2 separate regions of the Homo sapiens genome follow, and region 2 is linked to region 1. The links are chromatin contacts, found by Hi-C or POLR2A ChIA-PET in ENCODE. All regions are on one chromosome and are shown on one strand. Each heading gives the region's core, a stretch centred on a gene start or an enhancer-like site at or near the end of the contact. The rest is flanking DNA. Distances are from core to core; before and after follow the strand shown. Region 1 holds the start of PGP (phosphoglycolate phosphatase). Region 2 holds the start of PDPK1 (3-phosphoinositide dependent protein kinase 1).

Region 1 (6,738 bases), core at 3,947-6,446:
ATCCCCAATGTAACAGCATTAAGAGGTGAGGCCTTCAGCCGCCCCATCCGGGAGGGAGGTGGGGGGGTCAGCCCCCCGCCCAGCCAGCCGCCCCGTCCGGGAGGTGAGGGGCGCCTCTGCCCGGCCACCCCTACTGGGAAGTGAGGAACCCCTCTGCCCGGCCACCACCCCGTCTGGGAGGTGTGCCCAACAGCTCATTTAGAACGGGCCAGGATGACAATGGCGGCTTTGTAGAATAGGAAGGCGGGAAAGGTGGGGAAAAGATTGAGAAATCGGATGGTTGCCGTGTCTGTGTAGAAAGAGGTAGACATGGGAGACTTTTCATTTTGTTCTGTACTAAGAAAAATTCTTCTGCCTTGGGATCCTGTTGATCTGTGACCTTATCCCCAACCCTGTGCTCTCTGAAACATGTGCTGTGTCCACTCAGGGTTGAATGGATTAAGGGCGGTGCAAGATGTGCTTTGTTAAACAGATGCTTGAAGGCAGCATGCTCCTTAAGAGTCATCACCACTCCCTAATCTCAAGTACCCAGGGACACAAACACTGCGGAAGGCTGCAGGGTCCTCTGCCTAGGAAAACCAGAGACCTTTGTTCACTTGTTTATCTGCTGACCTTCCCTCCACTATTGTCCTATGACCCTGCCAAATCCCCCTCTGTGAGAAACACCCAAGAATGATCAATAAAAATAAAAATAAAAATAAAAATAAAAATAAAAAAAGAGGTGAGGCCTTTAAGAGGCAAAGGGGGCCGGGAGCGGTGGCTCACGCCTGTAATCCCAGCACTCTGGGAGGCCGAGGCAGACGGATCATCTGAGGTCAGAAGTTTGAGACCAGCCTGGCCAACACAGCAGAAACCCCCATCTCTATTAAAAATACAAAAGTTGGGCCGGGCACGGTGGCTCATGCCTGTAATCCCAGCACTTTGGGAGGCCGAGGCGGGGGGATTAAAAGGTCAGGAGTTCAAGACCATCCTGACCAACATGGTGAAACCCCGTCTCTACTAAAAATACAAAAATTAGCCAGGCCTGGTGGCATGTGCCTGTAATCCCAGCTACTCAGGAGGCTGAGGCAGGAGAATCGCTTGAACCTAGGAGGTGGAGGTTGCAGTGAGTCGAGATCATGCCATTGCACTCCAGCCTGGGCAACAGAGCGAGACTCTGTCTCAAAAAAAAAAAAAAAAAAAAAAAAAAGTTGCCGGGCGCGGTGGCTCACGCCTGTAATCCCAGCACTTTGGGAGGCCAAGGAGGGCGGATCACGAGGTCAGGGTATTGAGACCATCCTGGCTAACATGGTGAAACCCTGTCTCTACTAAAAAAAAAAAAAAAAAATCAGCCGGGTGTGGTGGCACACGCCTGTAGTCCCAGCTACTCGGGAGGGCGAGACAGGAGAATCGCTTCAACCCGGAGGCGGAGGTTGCAGTGAGCCGAGATCGCGCCACTGCACTCCAGCTTGGGCAACAGAGCGAGACTCGGTCTCAAAACGAACAAAAAAAAAATACAAAAGTTAGCCAGGTGTGGTGACACACACCTATAATCCCAGCTACTAGGGAGGCTGAGGCAGGAGAATTGCTTGAACCTGGTGGGGCGGAGGTTGCAGTCAGCTGAGATGGCACCACTGCCCGCCAGCCTGGGTAACAAAGTGAGACCGTATCTCAAAAAGAAAAGGGCATCCTGATCAGGTGACCTCAGGCCCTGCTTTGCCCAGAGCCCAGGCCACTGGCAAGCATGGGAGTGGATAGACCCTTGGAAGGCAGAGAGGCCAGGCACAGGCAGCAAGACTAGACCCTCCCTTTCTCCAAACGGCCTCCTTTCCCATGCAGGCCTCAGCCTGGCTCAACAGAATAATGCCTGTGGACATTCCACAGCCAGACCCAAACAGGAACTACAAAATCCTTTTTTTTTTTTTTTTTGAGATCGAGTCTCACTCTGTCACCCAGGCTGGAGTGCAGTGGTGCAACCTTGGCTCACTGCAACCTCCGCCTCCTGGGTTCAAGCAATTCTGCCTCAGCCTCCCAAGCGTGTGCTACCACGCCCGGCTAATTTTGTATTTTTAGTAGAGATGGGGTTTCTCCATGTTAGTAAGGCTGGTCTCTAACTCCTGACCTCAGGTTATCTGCCCTCCTCGGCCTCCCAAAGTGCTGGGATTACAGGCGTGAGCCACCGCGCCTAGCGGGCTACTTATATTTTCTATTGCAATGTAAATTGATGCAACTCTGTTAAGGTGAAATAGTGTCTGTTCTCGTGCCACTGAAAGCCATCCCCAGGTCGGCTTGCAGTACAAGATCCTTACTTGGGGAGACACTGGGGCCATCCCCTCACAGATAGAGACTGAATGCCTCCTGTGTGGGGGGCACCCAAAGGGGTCCTCTAGCCCCAGATGCAGGGCCACATCACCCTGTTCCCAAAGTCAGTCCTCTCCTATAAAGCGCACTTTCCTCCCAGCCTCCGCCAGGACCTTCCCCACAAGTGACCATGCCTCCCCTCCTACCTGCACACATACAGGCATATTCTGAGGACGTTAAGCCGACCAGATGGGGCAGAGCTCAGCTTTGGGGTTGACTGAGTTTAATCCCAACTCAACCTTGTCCAGCCGGCGACTCTCGGTGGCTCAGTTTGGCCATCTATAAATGGAGATGTGAATAATCCCTGCCTCTCAGGCCTGTCCTGTGACTCTGAGGAGGTAATGCAGGGAAGGAGCGGTGCAGCGGCCTAGGTGCTCACAGAGTGCCCAGGAAGCCAAGGCAGCCGGGCAAGTGTGGGAGAAGATGGCCCATGGCTGGGTATCATCAACAGTTCCCATTCCAGCCGTTGTCTCAAATCAACTACCTGTTGCTCTGTGGTAAAAGCAGAGTGTGATTCTTGTCAAATCCAGTTCTGCTCAAAGTCAAAGTCATCTTTTTTTTTTTTTTTTTTTTTTTTGATAGGAGTCTTGCTCTGTTGCCCAGGCTGGAGTGCAGTGGTGCAATCTCGGCTCACTGCAGCCTCCGCCTCCCAGGTTCAAGCGATTCTCCTGCCTCATCCTCTCAAGTAGCTAAGATTACAGGCATGTGCCACCACATACGGCTAATTTTTGTACTTTTGGCAGAGATGGGGTTTCACCATATTGGCCAGGCTGGTCTCCAACTTCTGACCTCAGGTGATCTGCCCGCCTCGGCCTCCCAAAGGGCTGGGATCATAGGTGTGAGCCACAGCACCCAGCCAGGATGAATTTCACAAACATTATGTTAAACCGTAGAAGCAAGAGCCAGAAGCACATACCGTATAATCCCAAGTATAAAGCAGTCCGGAGGCTTGGTTGTGACTCTATGGTGATAGGAGTCAGAAAAGTAGTCAGCAATGTGCTATCTGCTATTGACTGGATAGGAACAAGAGGGAACTTCCTGGGGTGTTGGAAATACTTTATACTTTGGTCTGGGTTATGTTTACACAAGCATATACATATGTAAAAAAATCTGCTGGGTGCGGCAGCTCACGCCTGTAATCCTAGCCCTTTGGGAGGCCAAGACAGGAGGATCACTGGAGGCCAGGAGTTGGAGACCAGCCTGGCCAACATAGTGGGACTCCGTCTCTACAAAAAATTTAAATTAAAAAAAAAATTAGGCGTAGTGGCACACACCTCTGGTCCCAAATACTTTGGAGGCTTAGGTAGGAGCATCACATGAGCCTAGGAGGTCAAGGATACAGTGAGCTGTGATAAGGCTACAGTGAGCTGTGATCTAGCCACTCCACTCCAGCCTGGGGGACAGAGCAAGACCCTGTCGCAAAATATATATATACATGTAAAAATGTAAAACTTCCGGCCGGGCGCCATGGCTCACGCCTGTAATCCCAGCACTTTGGGAGACCAAGGTGGGCGGATCACGAGATCAAGAGATCAAGACCATCCTGGCTAACACGGTGAAACCCCGTCTCTACTAAAAAATACAAAAAAATTAGCCAGGCGTGGTGGCCGGCGCCTGTAGTCCCAGCTACTCAGGAGGCTGAGGCAGAAGAATGGCGTGAACCCGGGAGGCGGAGCTTGCAGTGAGCCGAGATCGCGCCACTGCACTCCAGCCTGGGCAACAGAGCAAGAGACTCCGTCTCAAAAAATAATAATTAAAAAAATAAAAGGCCGGGCGCGGTGGCTCACGCCTGTAATCCAAGCACTTTGGGAGGCCGAGGCGGGCGGATCACGAGGTCAGGAGATCGAGACCATCCTGGCTAACACGGAGAAACCCCGTCTCTACTAAAAATACAAAAAATTAGCCGGGCGTGGTGCCATGCGCCTGTAGTCCCAGCTACTCGGGAGGCTGAGGCAGGAGAATGGCGTGAACCCGGGAGGCGGAGCTTGCAGTGAGCCGAGATGGCGCCACCGCACTCCAGCCTGGGCGACAGAGCGAGACTCCGTCTCAAAAAGTAAATAAATAAGTAAATAAAATAATAATAAATGTAAAACTTCCATCGAGCTGCACGGTTTTCATGCCCTTTACTGTAATGTTTTGCCTCAATTAAATACCTAATAATTGATGACGATGACGGCGAGCAATCACTGAGTACCAGGTTCTAGACAGTGTCCTTAGACCCTAATCCCCCAGCCTGGTAATGGCTGGTTCGTGTTACCTCCAAGGAACCGGGAACGCGTTTTTGCAAAGGACTGAGGCGCGTACTCACGCCTGCCGGGGAAGGAGCCCCGGGCTGGCTCGCGGGACTGGCCGGTAAGCGACCCACGTGGTGGCCCCGTGTCCCGAGCGCGTCCACGGCACAGAGGCACGGGCACGGCCGACGAAGGTGCCCCGGCCCCCTCCCGCGGCGCTCCTGCGAGAGCCCCGCCCATGCCCGCGGGAGAGACCGGCCAATGGACAGCCGGCCTGGCCCGGGTCACTCCGTGAAGGGCCTCGTCACCTAGGCTGACCACTCGCTTCCAATGGGTGAGCGGCCCGCGGCAGCCCGGGAACAGCGGCCTTGCGCCTGCGCTGCTCTCCCCTCTGGCGCATTTCCGCAGCGAGCGCTTCACTCCGAATGCCGGTTGGAGCCCTGCCAGCCAATCACCGGGGCGTCCCAAGGCCGGTAGCCAATGATCGCCCCTCTCCCCGCGCCGGGCCTCACCGATTGGCGCTGAGCTCCCGCAGCCCGCGGGAGGCGGGGGCGGATTGGCGAAGGTGCAGGCCAATGGGCGGCGGGCGCGAGGCGCTGGGCCAATGAGCGCCCCGGGGGCGGGGAGGGCGCCGCGGCGGGCGGCTGCGAGGAGCGGCCGGCGGGCGGCGGCGGCCGGCGGGCGGCGATGGCGGCGGCGGAGGCCGGTGGCGACGACGCCCGCTGCGTGCGGCTGAGCGCCGAGCGGGCACAGGCGCTGCTGGCCGACGTGGACACGCTGCTGTTCGACTGCGACGGCGTGCTGTGGCGCGGGGAGACCGCCGTGCCTGGCGCGCCCGAGGCCCTGCGGGCGCTGCGAGCCCGCGGCAAGCGCCTGGGCTTCATCACCAACAACAGCAGCAAGACCCGCGCTGCCTACGCCGAGAAGCTGCGGCGCCTGGGCTTCGGCGGCCCCGCGGGGCCCGGCGCCAGCCTGGAGGTCTTCGGCACGGCCTACTGCACCGCGCTCTACCTGCGCCAGCGCCTGGCCGGCGCCCCCGCGCCCAAGGCCTACGTGCTGGGCAGCCCAGCCCTGGCCGCGGAGCTGGAGGCCGTGGGCGTCGCCAGCGTGGGCGTGGGGCCCGAGCCACTGCAGGGCGAGGGTCCCGGCGACTGGCTGCACGCGCCGCTGGAGCCCGACGTGCGCGCGGTGGTGGTGGGCTTTGACCCGCACTTCAGCTACATGAAGCTCACCAAGGCCCTGCGCTACCTGCAGCAGCCCGGCTGCCTGCTCGTGGGCACCAACATGGACAACCGGCTTCCGCTTGAGAACGGCCGCTTCATCGCGGGTCCGTGCGCCCTGGGGCGGGAGGCTGGGGGGCGGGCGGCGGGCCCCCTCCCTGCCCTTTGACCCGGTCCCCTGTGCCCCGCAGGTACCGGGTGTCTGGTCCGAGCCGTGGAGATGGCCGCCCAGCGCCAGGCCGACATCATCGGGAAGCCCAGCCGCTTCATTTTCGACTGCGTGTCCCAGGAATACGGCATCAACCCCGAGCGCACCGTCATGGTGGGAGACCGCCTGGACACAGACATCCTCCTAGGCGCCACCTGTGGCCTGAAGACCATCCTGACCCTCACCGGAGTCTCCACTCTAGGGGATGTGAAGAATAATCAGGAAAGTGACTGCGTGTCTAAGAAGAAAATGGTCCCTGACTTCTATGTTGACAGCATAGCCGACCTTTTGCCTGCCCTTCAAGGTTAAAGATTGAGTGTCTTTAATCTGCAGAATAAAAAAAAAGAAATTGAAAACCAGTTACCCAAATTAATAGGTGGGGCTTAAGCATCTGCTCGGCTAAGTGGCTTCAAAGAGTGTAATTGGAGTTAAGCAAAGGCATTCATTGTTAACCTTGTAAGTACACGTTTGGGGGACGATTTTGTTTACAGATGCTTGTAATCGAAGATGCACTTTTAGGCTTGGAAGGCGTTGTGGGCTGGGTTCTGGGCCTTGGGTGGGGTTGGCAGGGGCAGGCTCTGCACCTGTCCGGGATTCAGGTAACCAGGGCCTGCCGATGGGACTGAGGCGGGTCTAGGGGTGTGTGTCCTGTATTTTATTGAAAAACTCATTCAGGGATCCAGCCCCTCAGGGGGCAGAGGGACTGATTATTCTGACTGTTGGGAGAGGCTTGCATGGA
Region 2 (6,738 bases), core at 1,078-3,577, 320 kb before region 1:
GAGTAGTCAGATCAAGAAATGGTACTCACTGCCTCTGGCCCACTTAGCATCAGACTGGGCCAGGCCACTGTCTGCCTTCACGCTCGCACTGCTCCCCCTGTTGGCTGTCCACGCGGACACACAAGGGAAAGTTCACTGGGAAGGGGGCTTCTCACACAGGGCCTACAGGGCCACCCTAAAGTCCAGATGCAAACCCACTTGAACCCTGAAGATCTATCCATCCTCAGGTGAAAATCCAGGATCAGGGCTGCCTCTACCATTACAGACAGGAAACACGGCATGTTCTCACATACGTACACATGGGGGAATCCAGCTGACAGATGCAAAACGCTCGTTCGTGACACTTCCTCATGTGGAAATCCATCTTGCATTCTATCATTCTTGCTCACTGGATTCCAGTGTTTTTGTGCAAAAAAGCCATCTCATGCGAAGAAAACTGCAGATATGAAATGTCCATCATGTGGAACTGCCAAGGCCATGAGAAAATTTGCTCTTTCCTCTTCCCGTGGATGACACCAAATACACACCTTGCATTGGAACAGCGTTACTGGGTGCGAGTTAACCTCACAAATTTCGCCATGACTGTCACTGGGTGCAGGTTAACCTCACAAACTTCGACATAACTCTCGGCCCCAGCCTCCACTGAGCCTGGCCAATCCGCCTAATTCATGTTTTTATGTTACCCGGGCCACTCTGGTGTACAGCCACACATGTCGAAATAGCGAAAGGCATCCCTTCAACATTTTTCTCAGCTGAACCTTCTTCCTTAACACGCATCTCTACAAAGTCCACGAGTGAGCTGCAGAAAGTTCAAGAGCCTCCTGACGTAGTTACAAAATTCAGCGTCACTCTGCCTTTTTCTCAGAAGAGGGCCCATACCTTTCCTCAGGTTCTCAAACAGACTCACAACCCCCCACTCCCCGCCCCACAAAAAAAAAGATCAAGAACGCCTATCAAAAAGCCACATCTGCCGGGCGTGGTGGCTCACGCCTGTAATCCTAGCACTTTGGGAGGACGAGGCGGGCAGATCACTTGAGGTCAGGAGTTCCAGACCAGCCTGGCCAACATGGCGAAACACCTTCTCTACTAAAAATACAAAAATTAGCCGGGCATGGTGGCATACGCCTGTAATCCCAGCTACTCAGGAGGCTGTGGCAGGAGAATCGCTTGAACCCGGGAGATGGAGGTTGCAGTGAGCTGAGATCGCATCACTGCACTCCAGCCTGCGCGTCGAGAGGGAGACTCCATCAAAAAAAAAAAAAAAAAAAAGCCGCATCCTGGAAGACACGGGATCAATTAAATTTCTTGGGTTTTCCTTCATTTAAAATATTTGCCTTTTAAATCAAATGTTAAAGCCATGTAGACGTTCTTCCATCACCCACTGCACATCGCATACAAGGCATAAATTTTTAAACCGTCGTCCCCAGACTGTAGAACTTAGCATATGGAAAACATAAAAACACGAGGGATACTTTTAGCGATAGAGAGAAAATATAGAAACACCAGCGACACTTTTAGCAAAACATTTCACCCAACAAGTGGTTTGTTTTGGTCCTTCCCCTAAAATCCCTCCTACCTGTCAAGCTCACTTTCCCCTCGGTGATCCTGCACATTCGGCCTCCCAGGGGCTTCCCACAACGCTGAGCACAGCCACGGGCAGCAAAAGCACCCAAATGCCCCTTGGCCGGGCCGTGAAAGGCGAGTTTTCCCGACCACTGTCATCAAGAATCTGGAAAAGGGGGCCCAGGAGCATCAGGTGCTTTCAGCAAGAACTTGCACCTTCTGCTTCTCTCGCAGGCGGAGGCGCCAAGGACCCCGTTCCAGGTGGAAGCCCAGGGCGGTTCCTCTACAGACAGAACCGAAAGGTAACCCTGGAGGCTCGGCTCCAGGCTGCGCCAAGCCGAAAACAAACTTTCCAGGCACTTCCACCCCGCTGGGCCGGGTGACACCTCCCGGCCTCCCCCGCCCTCCGCGCGTCTGTCAGCGCCCCCGGCCAGGCCGCCGCCCGCCGCAACCCAGGCCCGGTCTCCCCGCCGCAGCCAAGCAGCGCCCTCGGCCGGCGCCCGCCATCCCCGGCCCGGCCGCCCGGCTGCAGGTAAGGAGGCACCCGGCCCTCGGGACCCCGGGCCGCCCCGCCTCGCCGGACCCGGGCGGCCGCCGGACCCGGCAGGGTAACAAACCGGCGCGTCCAGTCCGCCGCCGCGCGCTCACCAGCTGGCTGGTGGTCCTGGCCATGGGCCCCGCGTCGGCGCGGGCGCCTCCCCCGCAGCGCTGCGCGGCTCGGCGCCTCCTCAGCGTCCTCCTCCCCGAAGCGGAGCCCCAGCAATGGCCGCCCTCATCCTGCGCCCGCCCCGTCGCCCGCCGCCCCCCGCCCCCGGCGCCGCCCCGCCCCCGCGCGGCGCCGGGCAGGACTTCCGTCGCGCCGCAGCCGACGCCCGCGCCCATTGGCCGCGCCCATCGTCGCTCCGCCGCGGCCTTAGTGGGCTCCGCCTCCGCTCCAGCTGCATTTCCGGGTTGGGGCCTGGCGGGCGGGAGAGGCCCGACCCCGCCTGGGGAGGGGGACCTCGCGCGAACCAATCCCAGGGCCTGCGGGGCGGGGCTGGGCGGGGCTGGGCGGGGCAGGGGGCGAGCTGTCATTCCGGCATCCCAGACCGGGAAACTGAGGCTCAGAGGGGACCAGGCTCCGGCCAAGGTCACGCCCGAGGTAGCGGCGGAGCTGTGCTCGAACCCGGAACTCGGATTCCGGAGCCGGCTCTGCGTAAACTCAGAGGCGCAACTTTGCTAGTTTCACAACTAACAAGCGTTCACGGAAGGAAATCTGGGCTATCAAGTCACATTCACGGCCGGGCACGGTGGCTCACTTTGGGAGGCGGAGGTCGAGGCGGGCGGATCACTTGAGGTGAGGAGTTCGAGGCCAGCCTGCCAACATGGAGAAACCCTGTCTCTACTAAAAATATACAATTAGCCGGGCGCCTTGTAGTTGTTAATGTCGATAATGTTTTTTTGTGTTTTTTTGTTTTGGGTTTTTGGTTTTTTTGAGATGGAAATTTGCTCTGTTGCCCAGGCTGGAGTGCAGTGGCTCGATCTCTGCTCACTGCAACCTCCGCCTCCCGGGTTGAAGCGATTCTCCTGCCTCAGCCTCCCGAGTAGCTGGGACTACAGGCATGTGCCACCACACACAGGCAAATGTTTGTATTTTTTTGTAGAGACAGGGTTTCACCATGTTGGCCAGGGGCTGGTCTCCAACTCCAGTGATCTGTCTGTCTCCGCCTCCCAAAGTGCTGGGATTACAGGTGTGAGTCACCACGCCCGGCCAACTTTATTTTTTTTTGAGACAGAGTCTCTGTCGCCCAGGCTGGAGTGCAGTGGCGCGATCTCGGCTCACTGCAAGCTCCGCCTCCCGGGTTCACTCCATTCTCCTGCCTCAGCCTCTCCGAGTAGCTGGGACTACAGGCGCCCGCCACCACGCCCAGCTAATTTTTTTGTATTTTTAGTAGAGACAGGGTTTCACCGTGGTCTCAATCTCCTGACCTCGTGATCCGCCCGCCTCTGCCTCCCAAAGTGCTGGGATTACAAGCGTGAGCCACCGCGCCCGGCCAACTTTATTTTTTTTTATACTGACACATGCCCATGCAGTTCTTGAGTAATGCACAGAAAAATCGGAAGCAGTGAAGGACAAACAGCTTGAGGAACTAGTACACAGTGAACTCTAGAACACGGAGCCCAGGGTGGAGGAGCCTCGGGGCAGGGGCCAAGGGCCAAGGGTCAAGGGTCACAAGAAGAAAGCATCTGAGCAGGCACCAGGGGACAGGGGAGAGAGGGGCAGCTGAAGGTCAAAGAAGAAAGGACAGTTCTCAGTTGTCCTGGGGGCCCCAGTGGCAGCCAGAATGCTTGGCCAAGCCCAAGGCAAGCTAGACCAGGAAACCCCTCGCCCTCTGGCGACACAGACAAATCTCCCCATGGGTCAGGTCCAGTGGCTCATCCCAGGACACCGCACAGACAGCGGATGTCTCACCTGGCCCAGCACGGTTCTCCCGACCCGGGCTGGAGGAAAGAGACTGACCCCTCTCTTTATCTCACCCTTTCCTGCCGAGAACCTCTGTCTATGGCCAATGGATGACCTCAGGCCAAGAATGCAATAACTTGGCCTGACGTTGTGAGGTCACGGTCCATCCAGGGAGGGGCAAGAAAATGACCACAACCATCCCGGGAGGGGCTGGAAAGCTGCCTCATGTGCGTGGCACTGTGCTGCGTCTACGTGTTCCTCACTCGCCTCTACAATGCTCATGGCACGAGGGAGGAAACGGGGGTGCAGAGGCTAAGGAACGTGCCCAAAGCCCTACAGCTGGTGTATTAGTTATATACTGCTGTGTAACAAATTGCCTCAAAACTTTGATGTGTAAAACAACAAAGAAACTCATGGCTCCTGCGGGTCTGGAATCCAGGAGAGGCCAGGCTGGGTGGTCTGGCTCAGGCTCTCTTGTGAAGTTGCCATCAAGATGCTGCCAGGACTGAGTCATCTAAAGGCTAGAGCAGGGCCGAAAGATTCACTTCCTAAAAGGTTCATTCCCACGTTCCCACAGCTGTGGGCTGGAGGCCTCCGTCCCTCACCAGTGCGGCCTCTTCCCAGGCGTGTGTGTTTTCAAGCCCCAGCAGCTGGCTTTCCCCAGAGCGAGTGGCCCAAGAAAAAGAGAACACACACAAGATAGAAGCCGCTGCGTCTTTAATGACCTAACCTCAGAAGTGACACACCATCACTTCCAACACATCTGCTGGTCACACACAACCCTGGTAGAAAGTGAACGGGCGTGTTTTGGGAGGCTGAGGCAGGAGCACTGCTTGAGGCTAGGTGTTTGAGAGCAGCCTGGGCAACAAAGTGAGACCCTGTCTCTAACAAAAAAAAAACTTTTTAAATAAAATCTTTTAAAAAGTGAAACAAGGTTACACAAGGGTATGAAATCCAGAAGGGGCCATTCCTGGGGGCCCCCCTTCAAGCTAGTTGAGGACAGAGCCAGGATTCCAATCTCAGGGAGAGACACAGAGAAGCTAGAAGCACAGGCCCAGCCTGGACCCTGCAGGTGTGCACACCAGAAGGCCCTGAGTTACAAAGCCAGGGAAGGAAGGGCTCTCCCAGCAAGGATCCCAACCTGGATTGCATCTCTAGACTGACCCTGAAGCTACTCAGTAGCGTCTGGAAAGGAGACTAAAGGGGAAAATAGGGGGCAGGGAGATCAGGTGAGAGAAAAGGGGGCTCTCAAAAGACAAGAGCACTGGCTAGGCGCTGTGGCTCACACCTGTAAGCCCAGCACTTTGGGAGAGTGAGGTGGGTGGATCACTTGAGGTCAGGAGTTGGAGACCAGCCTGGCCAACATGGTGAAACCCCGTCTCTACTAAAAATACAAAAATTAGCCAGGCATGGTGATGGACGCCTGTAATTCCAGCTACTCAGGAAGCTAAGGCAGAAGAATCTCTTGAACTCGGGAGGCAGAGGTTGCAGTGAACCAAGATCGCACCACTGCACTCCAGCCTGGGTGACAGAGGGAGACTCTGTCTTAAAAAAAAAAAAAAAAAAAAGGTCTCCTGGCTGCCTCTGGCCCACAAGGCCCTGGTCACATGTCTGAGGCTCCCAATATACATTCGCTGGGCTGCGGATACATGGATGGATGGAAGATACAAAGTCATTCAGTGGTTTCCAAGCCACCAGGTAAATATCCTCCCATATAAGCCATACCAAGGGAGAATCAGACTTGACTGGGAGTCAGGAAACAGAAAGTTGCATGAGATCTTAGGCAAGTAATTTCCCCTCCTTAAACCTCAATTATCCCCGCTGTAAAATGGGCTGGCTCAACAACTGCTAAAAGTCCCAAAAGTGGAAAATATCCAGTGTTGGTAGGAATGCAGAGAAAGGGGCACGTTCATGTACCGATGATGGGAACATCATATTTCCTTTAAACCTGAGCACTGGGAATTCCTGTCCTAGGCCCTTCTCTCTAAAAGGCAGAATAATGTCCTCTCCAAAGATGTTCTCATCTTAATCTCCCAACCTGTGAATATGTTATTATATAGAGAGACGAATTAATCAGCTGACCTTATAGCTGGATAATTATGGCTAGGCATGGTCGTTCAAGCCTGTAATCCCAGCACTTTGGGAGGCAGAAGCAGGAGGATGATTTGAGCCCAGCGGTTCAAGACCAGCCTGGGCAACACAGTGAGATCCCATCTCCGTAAAAAACTAACAAAAACTGGGCGCAGACCAGGCGCGGTGGCTCACGCCTGTAATCCCAGCCCTTCGGGAGGCCGAGGAAGGTGGATCACGAGGCCAGGAGTTTGAGACCAGCCTGGCCAATGTGGTGAAATCCCATTTATACTAAAAATACAAAAATTAGCCAGGCACAGTGACAAAAATTTAGCCCAGGACTTCAAGATCAGCCTGGGCAACATAGTGAGATCCCGTCTCTTTAAAAAACAAACAAAAACTGGGCGCAGACAAGGCGCAGTGGCTCACGCCTGTAATCCCAGCACTTCGGGAGGCCGAGGTGGGTGGATTACTTGAGGCCAGGAATTACAGACCAGCCTGGCCAACACGATGAAACCCCGTTTATACGAAAACTAAAAAAATTAGCCAGGAACTGGAGGCTGAGGCAGGAGGATCACTTGAACCTGAGAGGTTCAGTGAGTTTGCAGTCAGCTGAGGTAGCATCACTGCACTCCAGCCTGGACGACAGAGTGAGACTCTGT

The links. Hi-C counts contacts between places; a loop is a spot of excess contacts on that map. ChIA-PET counts read pairs that join two places held with the same protein, here RNA polymerase II (POLR2A). Pooled maps may share reads with other maps.
Region 2: a loop to region 1 is called in a map with no recorded cell type, with 18 times the contacts of the local background. The contact joins the promoter of PDPK1 here to the promoter of PGP in region 1. A Hi-C loop is called at or near these places in 4 of 168 maps with a recorded cell type or tissue (CD8-positive, alpha-beta T cell, ascending aorta, naive thymus-derived CD4-positive, alpha-beta T cell and 1 more), 4 of 37 single-sample maps with no recorded cell type and 17 of 50 pooled maps. POLR2A ChIA-PET finds 5 or more read pairs at or near these places in 12 of 52 experiments (AG04450, B cell, CD4-positive, alpha-beta T cell and 8 more).

The regions. Positions count from the first base shown.
Region 1 is chr16:2,213,298-2,220,035 of GRCh38, reverse strand. PGP (phosphoglycolate phosphatase) reads left to right here and starts at 5,196. Exons shown (of 2, transcript NM_001042371.3): 1 at 5,196-5,898; 2 at 5,983-6,738. The coding sequence starts at 5,259. The coding sequence ends at 6,308. RefSeq lists enhancers at 1-105, 4,794-5,088, 6,110-6,239, 6,661-6,738 and silencers at 4,620-5,279, 5,620-5,669.
Region 2 is chr16:2,533,610-2,540,347 of GRCh38, reverse strand. It overlaps PDPK1 (3-phosphoinositide dependent protein kinase 1), which reads right to left and starts at 2,327. Exons shown (of 14, transcript NM_002613.5): 1 at 2,212-2,327. The coding sequence starts at 2,235. RefSeq lists enhancers at 79-168, 1,232-1,932 and silencers at 2,051-2,180, 2,191-2,400, 2,511-2,820.